Linked DNA regions of Homo sapiens: all the other regions are linked to region 1. The links are chromatin contacts, found by Hi-C or POLR2A ChIA-PET in ENCODE. All regions are on one chromosome and are shown on one strand. Each heading gives the region's core, a stretch centred on a gene start or an enhancer-like site at or near the end of the contact. The rest is flanking DNA. Distances are from core to core; before and after follow the strand shown.

What was found. Hi-C counts contacts between places; a loop is a spot of excess contacts on that map. ChIA-PET counts read pairs that join two places held with the same protein, here RNA polymerase II (POLR2A). Pooled maps may share reads with other maps.
Region 2: a pooled map shows a loop between it and region 1 (3-fold over the local background). The contact joins two enhancer-like sites. A Hi-C loop is called at or near these places in 2 of 37 single-sample maps with no recorded cell type and 5 of 50 pooled maps.
Region 3: a loop to region 1 is called in a map with no recorded cell type, with 8 times the contacts of the local background. The contact joins two enhancer-like sites. A Hi-C loop is called at or near these places in 1 of 37 single-sample maps with no recorded cell type and 1 of 50 pooled maps. POLR2A ChIA-PET finds 5 or more read pairs at or near these places in 1 of 52 experiments (B cell).

The regions. Positions count from the first base shown.
Region 1 is chr9:109,972,310-109,976,438 of GRCh38, reverse strand. All of the region lies in intron 6 of PALM2AKAP2 (PALM2 and AKAP2 fusion), which reads right to left. Among named protein-coding and RNA genes, the nearest start is that of PALM2AKAP2, 190 kb to the right of the region's middle. RefSeq lists a cis regulatory region at 421 and enhancers at 337-506, 1,677-2,056, 3,958-4,129. Within about 2 kb of position 1,903, at least 9 of the 41 ENCODE cell types and tissues checked have a DNase peak (open chromatin) inside an H3K27ac peak, as active enhancers do; they include B cell, where a contact is called at or near this core.
Region 2 is chr9:114,689,379-114,693,507 of GRCh38, reverse strand. No RefSeq gene overlaps it. Among named protein-coding and RNA genes, the nearest start is that of TEX48, 9.3 kb to the right of the region's middle. RefSeq lists a silencer at 2,214-2,263 and an enhancer at 1,737-2,936. Within about 2 kb of position 2,352, at least 5 of the 41 ENCODE cell types and tissues checked have a DNase peak (open chromatin) inside an H3K27ac peak, as active enhancers do.
Region 3 is chr9:114,364,716-114,368,844 of GRCh38, reverse strand. It overlaps AKNA (AT-hook transcription factor), which reads left to right. Exons shown (of 22, transcript NM_001317950.2): 5 at 250-406; 6 at 1,148-1,302. Among named protein-coding and RNA genes, the nearest start is that of AKNA, 21 kb to the left of the region's middle. RefSeq lists enhancers at 994-1,293, 765-1,713, 1,821-1,910, 1,931-1,990. Within about 2 kb of position 1,889, at least 12 of the 41 ENCODE cell types and tissues checked have a DNase peak (open chromatin) inside an H3K27ac peak, as active enhancers do; they include B cell, where a contact is called at or near this core.

The DNA.
Region 1 (4,129 bases), core at 654-3,153:
ATCAAAGCCCTCAAACTTCTTCATATGAACCCTGACTCTACCTCTTCCTACTTGTTTGATCTTGGGAAAGCTTCTTCACCTTTCTATGCCTCAGTTTCCTCCTTTGTAAAATGGCATGAATAACTGTTCTTACCTATGAAATTGTTGTGGGGATTAAGTGAGGTAATATGTGTAAACTGCTAATGATAGTACTTGGCATATATTAAGTGCTCAGTAACTGTTAGCTCTGTCTCCTAGTGCCTGGCACTCTGTAGTGCTGGATGAGAAGGAAATGATGAGTAAATGGATATGAGGCAGGGCCAGGACTAAGATGAGGTGGTAAGGACTTGGCTTGGGTGTAAAATTTAAACAGGCACACTACACTCCGTTCCAGTAAAACTTGGAATAGTTTCAGAAAAAATGCTTCCAATAAATCTTTATTTATAAACACAGGCAGATGGCCCATGGCCATAGTTTGCTAATTTGATTTTCTAAAATACTGCATTATTAAAATATGATTTATCCTGATTATTGAGGCATGGGGCATGGGACATACTTGCTTAATCTGCTCTTCCTCCTCCCCACCGGCTGACCCTGAATGCACAGGCCCCGTGGTTCCCCAGCAATGTGTAGCTCTTCATCATTTTACCATTTGTGTCAGAGTTAGCAAGGAATGTATGATGGTGGCTGTGAACCACAATTTTTGCAGGTTCTCTGCCCATAACCCTCGGGCTGAGTCAGTTTGCTTGTCTCTCCAAGAAGGGCTCCTTTCCAAGCTCCAAGACTATTTTTAAAGCAAGTCGACACTCAAAGCCCAGTAGTGTCCATGTGTAGTTTTCAAATACAATCAAGGGTAAGAAGATACATATACCTACTGTGATGGTTAATTTTATGTATCAATTTGACTGAGCCAAGGAATGGCTAGATAGATGGTAAAACATTATTTCTTGGTATGTCTGTGAAGGTGTTTCCAAAAGAGATTAGCATTGAATTGGTAGACTGAGTAAAAAGATGGCCTTCACCAGTGTGGGTGGGCAATCATCCAATTTGTTGAAGGCCAGAATAGAACACAAAAGTGGAGGAAGGGTGAACTTTCTCTCTCCGCTTAACCTGGGATGTCCGTCTTCTGGTGCCCCTGGTTCTTGGACCATTGGACCTGGATTGGGACTTGTGCCACTGACTCCCCTGGTTTCTGGCCTTCTGGGTTGGACTGGAATTACATCATTGGCTTTCCTGGGCCTCCAGCTTGTAGATAGTAGATCGTGGGGCTTCTCAACCGCCATAATTGAGTGAGCCAATCCCTCATAATATTTTTCCATATGTCTACATACATCTTATTGGTTCTGCTTTTCTTAAGAATCCTAATATACACAAACGTGTGTGTGTGTGTGTGTGTGTGCACGTGCAGATACATATATATTTGGCTTTGTGATATTTTCTGAAACTTTCAAGGTTGTGTGTGTCCATAACCAAGCTGAAAGTAGAGTCATCTGTTTCAAAGACATTTCCCTGGAGATGTGACATTTGGCCAGAGGCTCCCCTATGGGACATATGTGCTCACCTTTCAGATGCCTTTTGCATCCCAAGAGGAATAGTCTGCATCTGTGCTTGCTTCTTGCTGGAGCTTCACCTCATTAAGAAGTGACCTATTTCCCAGCACACATGCCATCTCTGTTTGAGGGGCAATCACTTACTATGTAATTAGTCCTGCTTGCAAAGACAGGCCTAGTGCTGGGCCCCATACTCTGGTGCTGCAGCAGCAGTGATGAGAAAATGGTATTTCTTACTATTGCGGTACACTTTGTAAACCATTGCAGGGGATTTTTTTCCTTCTTCTTTTTATTACAATGCCACTAAAATGGAAACCATTCAGGGAAGTGAGAGTGGCGTGCGTTGGCAGTCTAAGCAACATGTGTCACTCTGCCGATTCAAAATCAGATCAAATCTGGGTTTCTCTTTCTCTCTCAGGTTGTTGTTGACATCTCTGGGTCTTTGGGTTTTTTTTTTCAGCATGCATGGCTCTGAGTGTAGGTAAGGCAGAGGCAACACTCCCAGAAGAAGCCTGAAAAGGGCTTTGGGTCAGACTCACTAGTCGGAAGCACATGGTAGGTTCCTGCCACACAGCCACTGGTTTGTCCAGTCCCGTTAGCAACAGGCTGGGCATATGCCCATCGGCATTGAACTCTTGTGAGTGCCCTTTAGAATTCTGAATCAGAAACTGCCCTTGGCACTCACCCTGCCAGGCAGGGCCTTGACAACAGCCATGTGACCCAGTCCTCCAGCTCTTACATTCTGTGCAGTCATCAGAGACATGTCCATTTCTTATGCTCTGAGTCTGGTTGCATGCTCTCTCCATGGACTCTTGCTTTAGTCTGCATCTCCCTCATAGAAGCACATACCAGTCATACTTTACATGTGTCCTGTCTGCCTCTCTCTTCCTTTGGACTCTAAACTCCATGAGAGTAGGAAGAGTGTCTGTCTTGCACATCACTGTGTTTCCAATGCCCAGCACAGCGCCAGGCACATAGTAGATGCTTTATCAATGTTTACTGAATGACAACATCTATATGAAAATGAGTCCTCAAGAAGCCCAAGGCTGGCTATATACCATTGGTACTGGCTTCGATTCAGGCAGCTGTGCTTATTACTGGCTACATCTTGGGCAAGTTGGTTAGCCACACCAAACCTCAATTTTCCACTCTGTAAAATGAGGATAATAATACCTACCTCACAGAGTTATCAAGAGACTAAAACTAGATAGCATTCATGACAGCATGTGGCAGACAGTATTATTGCCCCCAAATCCTTTCTGCCTTCCCTGTGGGAGGATTATATATCCTCACTCATTGTCAAGAGATCTGCAGTGCTGCTCTATGGGAGGAGGATACTCCCCTACCCCATTGGTGCCAGGCTTGGCCATGTGACTTGCCTTGGCCAATGGAATATAAGCTACACGTGCCACATCCAAGCATGACTTTAAGAGCCACTATATGGTTCTCCTAGTACCCCTTTCTCTCTGTCATAAGAATGGCATGTTCCATATAGGGGCTGATCCTGCAGCCTGGGTCCAGGAATGAAGACACCTAGAACAGAGCTCCAGTAGCAAGAAAGAAACCATTACTGGGGTTGCCTGTTGCAACAGCATAATGTAGAGAGAAGGCCAACTGGTATACAGTGCCTGTCACAAAGCAAGGGTTTAGTAAACCTTTGTGGAATGAACAAACACATGCTGAAGTTTCTACCAGATCAACTGCTCCAGTGCTTTTGATTCTTTTGGGTATGACATTCAATCACTAAGATAAATTTAAGGTGGCACTTTGTGGCATAAAAAAGAAGTAGATTTTTTTTTAACTGAATGAAAGTTGATCCATTCTATTAGGGTATAGCAGTGCCTGTGTCCTAAAAACCCTATCCAGGGTTTCTTTCATGGATTATTGATTCCAACTTATAGCCTATATTAACTGAGTCTTTTTGCTTATGTGTATTAAGCCATTATTGGTAAAAGGTGTATTAAGCCATTATTGGTAAAAGGTGAAAGATTTATATGATCTGAAGAGAAACCAGAGCATTATTAAGCCATTATTGGAGAGCAGGGTGCTAAGTCCGTTATACATATTAGCATGTTTAATCCTTGCAATTGTGCAGGAGATATAGGGAGACAAAAGTCACGTGGTACCCAGGGGCAAGGTAATGTTTGTGAACTTTGTCTCCTCGTAACACTGCACCAGAATTTGCAAAGGCTAGCATCTTTGTGGCATTCCCTGCAGACTGGTGGTGGGGTCATATGCACACCCCTTGGCTTCCTCTTCATTATGCCCCTAGTGGCAGGGGTTAGGGGAGGTCCCAACATTGTCTATAGTATACTGATGGGGAAACAGGCATCAAAGCATGAAGAATACGCTAAAGGTCATCCAGCCAGTCAGCAGCAGAGCCTAGACAGGAAGCCAGATGCACCAGACCTCAGAGCACTAACCTCATGCCATGCTGTCTCCCACGTTCATCCACAAAACCATATTCCCTTCTGCTTCTGCTTCCAGACTGAGTCATACTCACCCTAAGCTGGCACAGTCCTTCAGATTGAAGCCACTGTTCCTCCTATATCAGCAGGTTCCCCAAAGAATACTCAAGACAACGGAATGGTAAGAGACAA
Region 2 (4,129 bases), core at 1,103-3,602, 4.7 Mb before region 1:
AACATTTATATGGTCCTGTTTGGAGTAGGAATAGAGAAAACTACATTTTAATTTACCATCATCAAATTACATAGCCCATATGTGTACTTTATAAAGAGGAAAGAAACCTTTACTCAGAGTGTAATTACAGCTTTCTAAAAGTCCTATAAATCTTTATAGTTCTGCAATGAAAGAAACTTCCCACTTTATATTTGATAAATCAGACTTACGTAATTTACAACTCAAGAATCCTCTTACTTTTACTCTAAACCTCAAGTGTACTTATCTCTCCCCTTGAGGAAAAAAAAAATTCAAAATAGCACTGAAGCCCAGGGCCCTCAGAATGCTCTATCTGCCACAAAATTCACGACTGTCCTGAATTTTGTAAGAAATGCATGAATTATAACAACAAAACAGCAACATTAGGTATTGAGTGTTTACTCTGTGCTTAAAACTTTGAGTTCAATGTTTCAATGCATCCTCAAAAAGCCATTAGGCATTACCATGCCACTTACAGGCATGGACACTGAAGCTCAGAGAAGCCACATAAGTCATCTAAGGTCACACAGCTAACATACGGTGAGCTGGGATTTCATCTTAGATAGTTGTCTCCACAGCAAAGCACTTGGCACAGTGTCTTACACATAGTTAATGTCACAAATGTTACTATTATGCTTACTTTCCTTAAAATGATTTCTGCCAGTCAGGCACAGTGGCTAACGCCTGTAATCCCAGCAGTTTGGGAGGCCGAACGGGCGGATCTCTTGAGGTCAGGAGTTTGAGACCAGCCTGAACAACATGGTGAAACCCTGTCTCTACTAAAAATACAAAAAGTAGCCAGACGTGGTGGCAGGCACCTGTAATCCCAGCTACTCAGGAGGCTGAGGCAGTAGAATCACTTGAACCCCAAGGGTGGAGGTTGCAGTGAGCCAAGATAACATCACTGAGCTTCAGTCTGGGCGACAGGAGACTCAGGCTCAAAAATCAATCAATCAATCAATCAATAAAATGATTCCTGCATATATTTGGGCAAGGTGGTCCCACAGATTCCTTAACCCACAGTGTCTAGATGATTTTCATTGGCAAACCCATAATTTTTCCTGTAAGTTTCCCACATCCCTGCCAAAGCCAGAAGATTTGTCTTATTTTATTGGTTTCTGAGAATGTTGATTTCACTTTTTAGGGTTTCATCAGAACAATCTTAAGAAATAATCTCCTCTGGCCAAGCGCAGCAGCTCAAGCCTATAATCCCAGCACTTTGGGAGGCTGAGGTGGGAGAATTGCTTGAGTCCCAGAGTTAGAGACCAGCCTAGGCACCATAGTGAGACTCCACCTCTACAAAAAATAGAAAAAATTAGCCCAGTGTGCTGGTGCATGCCTTTAGTTCCAGCTACCCAGGAGGCTGAGGTGGGAGGACCACTTGAGCCAGGGAAGAAGAGACTGCAGTGAGCCATAATAGTGCCACTGCACTTCAGCCTAGGCAACTGAGCAATACCCTGTCTCAAAACAAACAAAAGAAAAAAAAAATTTCTTCCATATCTCTGAAAATTAGCACACTGTCTTGAAATCAGTTATAAGGCTCAGTATAGAATCATCATGAAGAAGCTTTTGAGCTTCATGAGCACAAAAGCATAGAGAGGTGGGTGGCTACCGAAAGACAGCACAGTGTGTCATCGGGGAAGGCACAGAAGTCTTTCCAAGATACAGCACACCATGCAGTTCAAAATGTAACTTCATACATGCCAGCTCTTTTTGCCCTGAGCAAGGTGGGAATTGTGGGTGTCATTTTAAAGATGAGCAAATGAGACTCAGAGAAGGAAAGTGATTTGCCCTGCATGGGAAAGGCAGAAGTCTGAATCCAACTAGGGGTGGGTAGTATGTTTGGCCATGGACATTCCAGATGACTTGGTGACAAGAAAGCATGTGTGGAAGGAAAGGGAAGCCATATTGACTCTGAATCACATGCTGCCCTACACTGCGGCGGCTCCTTCCTCCTTCTCTTCCAAAAGGGAAGCACAAAACACAGCACCAAGAGGAATGCCCACCAAGTGCTCCTGAGAGATGACCTGCACTGTAACACTGTTCCTTGGGCCATCTATTGGGGGAGAGAGCCTTAGAAAGGGACGGGCACCACCTCTTCGGAACCTAAGCCCTTTCCAATGCTGCCCAAGAAGCCTCAGAGTGATGCTCTCTAGCTTCGCTCCACAGCAAATAATGGCACTGTGAAGTTTCACTGTAATAAAGAGATGATTCAGTGATTACTCAGAGAAACCATAGAATTTCAGAGATGCGCTCCTTAACCACAAACGTGTACAGCGATGCCAGCTTCATCTCCCTGCTGCAGCCTTCGCATTTGGGGTCAGATCTGAGTAATAAATGACATCTTAAATGACTGGTGACAGTGTTCACTCTTCCTTCCTCCCCAGCCCCACCACACTCAGAACTCAGCCACTGTGGCAAAATTTTAATACAAAGCCTTCAACAAGAGCAGTGAAACTTGTCTTCTCTCCATTTTCTCACAAGCCTCAAACTGATACTGGAAATTTTTTTCTCTGTCTCCAGTGTAATCGAAAAATATATTTTTATTAAGCAGAAATCCAAAAGTCAAGCCTATTTTTAGAATGGGAAATTACATTACAGAGGATGATTTTTTTTCCAAAAGGTTTATAAGTATCAATTATGTATGAGCCACAGAAGGGTTTTGTTTGTGACAATCACCTTGGGGCTTTGAAGAGAGCTTAGGTGCTAGGATTCTTGGAAATCAAGAATCTGAAGTAGTTTGAAAGAATAAACCAAATTTCCAGCTCAGAAACCATGGACAAGTGACGAGTTTACATCCACAATGATGCCCTCCCACAGCTTCTTAGGAGGGAAACAAAAAACCATCCCATAACTTTTAGTATATAGGTCATGGATACAATGGCTGTGATAGTTAATTGTATAAGTCAACTTGACAGGATCATGAAATGTTCAGCTATCTGGTTAAACATTATTTCTGGGTATGTCTGGAACAGATCAGCCTTTGAATCAGTGGACTAAGTAAACTGGTTTGCCCTCCTCAATGGGGGTGGGCAGCATCCAATCTGTTGGAGGCCTGAACAGAACAAAAAGGCAGAGGAAGGGAGGAGTCAACTTCTCCCTGCCTGACTGCCTTAACTTGGACATCCACCTTCACCTGCCCTCAGCACTTACAGTCCTCAGGCCTTCGGACTCAACGCGGGATTGTACACCATTGGCTTTCCAGCTTGTAGATGATAAGACATACATATAGATGGAGACAGAAAGAGAGAGAGGTCGAGAGAGAGAGACTGAAAGAGGGAGGGAGGGGAGGGAGGGGGAGGGAGAGGGAGGGAGAGAGACGGAGAGAGACAGAGAGAGACGGAGAGAGACAGAGAGAGACAGACAGAGAGAAAGAGAAACAGAGAGAGACAGAGAGACAGAGAAACAGAGAGACAGAGACAGAGAGACAGACAGACAGAGAGACAGAGACACAGACAGACAGAGACACTGAAAGAGAGAGACAGAGAGAGAGAGACACCGAGAGAGAGAGAGACACCGAGAGAGAGACACCGAGAGAGAGACACCAAGAGAGACACGGAGAGAGAGAGAAAGAGAGAGGAAAGCAGGATCCTAGTGGTTCCGTTTTTTGGAGAACCCTAACACAAGGATGTATCTCAAAAGAGGTTTTCTAAACCCCATTTATTCACATATCACTGTGACTCTATTACCTCTACTCTTATTTCCTTAATATTTTTCTTTAAACCATATTATTCTTTTACATTAAAACAAAGGTACATACCACTACCATAAATAGAAAAGATCAACACAAAAATAAACATAACAAAAACAAAACAATGAGCTTAACTTCTAGCCTGATGCCATCACCTGCCAAAGACTCAGAGCCTGCCTGCTGTTCTCTTTTTATTGTGAGGGAGGTCAGCAACTGTTTGGAGGCATTACTGAGGGGGTAGCATCCAGCTAAATTTAGGTAATTGAAAGGACTAAAAAGGGAGTCATTCCTTCATGATGTGAACCAGTGCTATAGAATGTCATGTCCATGTTTGGCCTTAAATTTCCCCACTTCTCATCAGGGGACTGGGCCCCACACTGCAGGAAAATATTTCACTAATGTCTTCACCTAGGAAATGTC
Region 3 (4,129 bases), core at 640-3,139, 4.4 Mb before region 1:
TCTCAGTTTTTTCTTCTATATAATGGGCTGTTGGGGTCCCCACCCTGTCTTCCTTTCAGGACTGCCATTAAGAGTAAATGAAAAGGCATGCAGTTCTTCACCTGTGTTTGGCCTAGCCAAGGGCTGCACTGAAAGATGGTATTTATTACTACAGGGCATGTGTGTTGAGCTCCTGAATGAAGATGAGGCGTTTCAGGTGGGTTTGCCCCTACCCTGACTTGGCTGTGCTGTGCCTCCCTGCTTCCACAGGTGAACCTGTTCTCTGACCCACCCCAGCCCAACCACAGCATCCACACGGGAATGGTGCCCCAGGGGACCAAGGTCTTGTCCTTCACCATCCCACAGCCCCGCTCTGCAGAGTGGTGGCCGGGCCCGGCCGAGGACCCCCAGGCCTCTGCGGCCTCAGGTGAGTCCGGGAGAAGAGCTGCAGCTGGAGGCTCCTTCTGCCTGGGATTCTGCTCTGTGGGACTGACTTGGTTCACCCTGGGGATGGCGCTGGCCTCAGGCCAGGGGAAGGAGGGAGGCAAGGCCCCACCCTGGGCACTTTGACTCAAAAGGGTCAGAGATGTGGAAAGTGTCCTGCTTTGATCCACAGCAGCCTGGGGGCAGCCCTGGCCCTGCCACTTGGCATCTTGGTGACCCTGGGTGAGTTGAAAACATAGAGCATTGTCCCTGGGGAGCCCATATCTCAGCCAGGCCCTGTGCTAAGCCTTGACACATGTGACCTCACTTAATCCCCACAATAACCCGCTGAGGTGTGCACTGTTGTCACACCCATGACAGCCAAGGGGACCAATTGGAGAGGTGAGGACACGCTGAAGTTCATACAGCTATGGAGGGGAAGTGTCTGGATTGGAACTCACGTCTCCCTGTGTGAGAGCCCACGCTGTTGACTGGGAACCCAGAGGCCTAGCGTAGCTCTGCTCCAGCCAACCATGTGGCCTGGGGCAGATCTGGACCTTGTTCTCCCTTGTAAATGGGGGACAATGTTCTACCCAGCCCACTTCCTGGGGCTGATGTGAAGATCGCACATGGTGACTGAGCTATAACTTGATGATGGAGGTGGTGGCTTTGACGTTCAGCCTCAGTCCTTCAGCTCCTGGAAGGACTGTTCTTGGCCCCAGCTTTCAGCAGTTGTGTATTCCAGGGTGGCCATCAGCTCGAGGAGACTTGAGCCCCTCCTCGCTTACCAGCATGCCCACCCTGGGGTGGCTTCCGGAGAACCGGGACATCTCTGAGGACCAGTCCTCAGCAGAGCAGACCCAGGCACTGGCTTCTCAGGCCAGCCAGTTCCTGGCCAAGGTGAGTGGACTCCCAGCTTTGCCCCCGAGAGACTTAACTCACCTGGAGAACACAGAACCTCTGCCTGCTTGGGTGAGAGGCACTCTGGGAGTCTCACTTGTCATTCCCCTGCCTCTGCACCGAGTTAACTCAGCCATCCCCAAAACATGAGCCCCTCCCTGGTTTTAGAGGCCACACAGCTCCAGCCTCCTCCTTGTCACCAGTGCTAGGTCTCACCCCCCTTTTTGGCAATGCATCTCATCCAAATCCCTCCACTTGTGCTTGGAAGTGTCTCTAGGCTGGCTCCCGGGAAACTCTGAGCTCTTTCAGGATTCTGGAAGGGTAACAGAATCTCCACTCTACCTTTTCCTCTTCAGGATAAGTTGCCTCACTTTCTTAGTTCATTTTATTAAATAAATCAATTCCTAGTTACTTCTCAAGGGTCTTCGTATCTTCATGAAACAGTCCAAGTAACCGTGAATTGTTTGCAGGTCTGTTTATAACTGTACATTGGCTTTATTCCAGAAGTGGTTTAAAGCACCTTATGAAAATACATACGTTTTAGCCACATTCTGAAAACAGAAGTGAGAAAACTGGGGCAGAGAGGAAGTAAGGGTAGAAAAAAATAAAATACGTGGAGTGAGTAAATAAAATGTTCTGTTGGACCCTAAGCACATTAGAGTCACACATTTAGCTTTGAGCTTCCTAGTTGCCAATGCCAAAAGAGAAATGCAATAGTTACATGCACTACCATGCCCATAAAACAAATTCTTTCAGAAGCACCACCATTTTATTCTTCCCTTCCCTTCCCTCCTCTCCTCTCCTCTCCCTTCCCCTCTCCTCTTCTCTTCTCTCCTCCCCTCCCCTCCTCTCCTCTTCCCTCCCCTCCCATCTCTCCTTCTTTCCCTTGCTTTACTGAAATATAATTCACATACCATGCGGTTGACTCATTTAAAGTGTTTGCTTGCTTCAGCGGTTTTTAGTATATTTGCAGTTCTGCCACTATCACCACAGTCAGTTTTAGAACATTTTCATCACGCACTAAGAAACCTCATCTGTATTAGGCAGTCACTCCCCATCCCCTCTTTCCCCAGCCTCCGTCGGCTGCTCTTCTGCTTCCTGTCTTTATAGGCTTGCCTATTGTGGATGTCTCATAGCAATAGATTCACGCAATATTTGTCCTGTGTCTGACATCTGTCACTTACCATGATGTTTTCAAAGTTAATCCTTGTTGGAGTAGCACATACAAGTACTTCATTTCTTTTCTTCTTTTTTTTTTTTTTTGAGACAGAGTCTCACTCTGTTGCCCAGGCTGGAGTGCAGTGGTGCAGTCTTGGCTCACTGCAACCTCCGCTTCCCGGGTTCAAGCAATTCTCCTGCCTCAAGCCTCCCTAGAAGCTGAGATTACAGGCACGCGCCACCATGCCTGGCTAATTTTTGTATTTTTAGTAGAGATGGGGTTTCACCATGTTGGCCAGGCTGGTCTTGAGCTCCTGACCTCAGGTGATATGCCTGCCTCGGCCTCCCAAAGTGCTGGGATTACAGGCTTCGTTTCCTTTTGCCACCACCATTCTTGGTTCCGTAGCCGGAGACACATTTCTTCTTCGTCCTATATGTTGTCCACAAAATAAAGCAATGTCAAATCATCACACTGAGCAGGAGCTGGGGCCTTAGCTGACCCCTCATGTCTAGTGCTGCACGGTCCAATTCAGAAGCTGCTGGCCACATGTGACTGTTGAGTACTTGACATGGGCTGCTCTGAATTGAGACGTGCTGTGGGTATGAAACACATGCCAGATTTCAGAGACTTAGAAATATAAAGTGTCTCCCTATTTTTTTAGTATTGATTACATGTTGAAATGATATTTGGGGCTAAATAAAATATAAAAATTAATTTTACCTGTTTCTTTTTACATTCTCAATGTGGCTATGAGAAAATTATAGATGGTGTAGCTCACATTATAGTTCTATTTTATATATTATAAAATTATGTAATATGATTATATAATATACATTTCTATATTTCACACTGATCTAGAGCTTTCTTAAAACCGAACCTTACATCATCCCTTGCCTTTTTTTGTAATTAAACTTTTTTGAGCAGGTAATAGATGCCCATGATAAGGACCTTTGCACAGTACAGAGGGCATATTGAGCAAAAACTAAATCTTTCCTCCAACCCATGCAAAAATGTTCAATGCACACACTTGCATTTATAGAAATGGCTGCATAAGCTACTGTACCTTGACTTTTTGAAGTCTTAAATTTGAATATTTATTTTTGGGTAGGCAACGAATTCACATTGTTCAGATTTCAAAGGATGCAAAGGACATGTAGTAGAAAAATCTACTTCTCATTCCTGTCTTCCAGCCACCCAGTTCTCCTTCCCAGAAGCAATTCATATTTTAGTTTCTTGAATTCCTCTAGAGATAGTATATCGTATATAAGCAATGTATTTATCGTTTTCCTTTTTACTCTCCACATATTCTATACAGATGGTAGCATACCGTAAACATTGCCCTGTACCTTGATTTGACACTGAAAAATAGGTCTTGGAGGCATTAATAGCTCAGAACATACACGTGTGCCTTCCTCTTGTTGATGGCTGAATACTATTCCACCGACAGGCATTTAGGCAATTTCTTGTCCCCTCCCTACTGTTCATGCTGCAGTAAATATCCTGACTCATTAGTCTTGATGCACATGAGTGACTTGCTTTGTTGTCAGTAAATTCCTGCAGGTTTCACTTCAATTTTTCTCAAGGCTACCATGCCTGGGGCTGGTGGTAGAAGCTGTTCCCAGCACCCACGTCTCCATGCTTGGCAGAAACCCCACATCCTGAGGACGG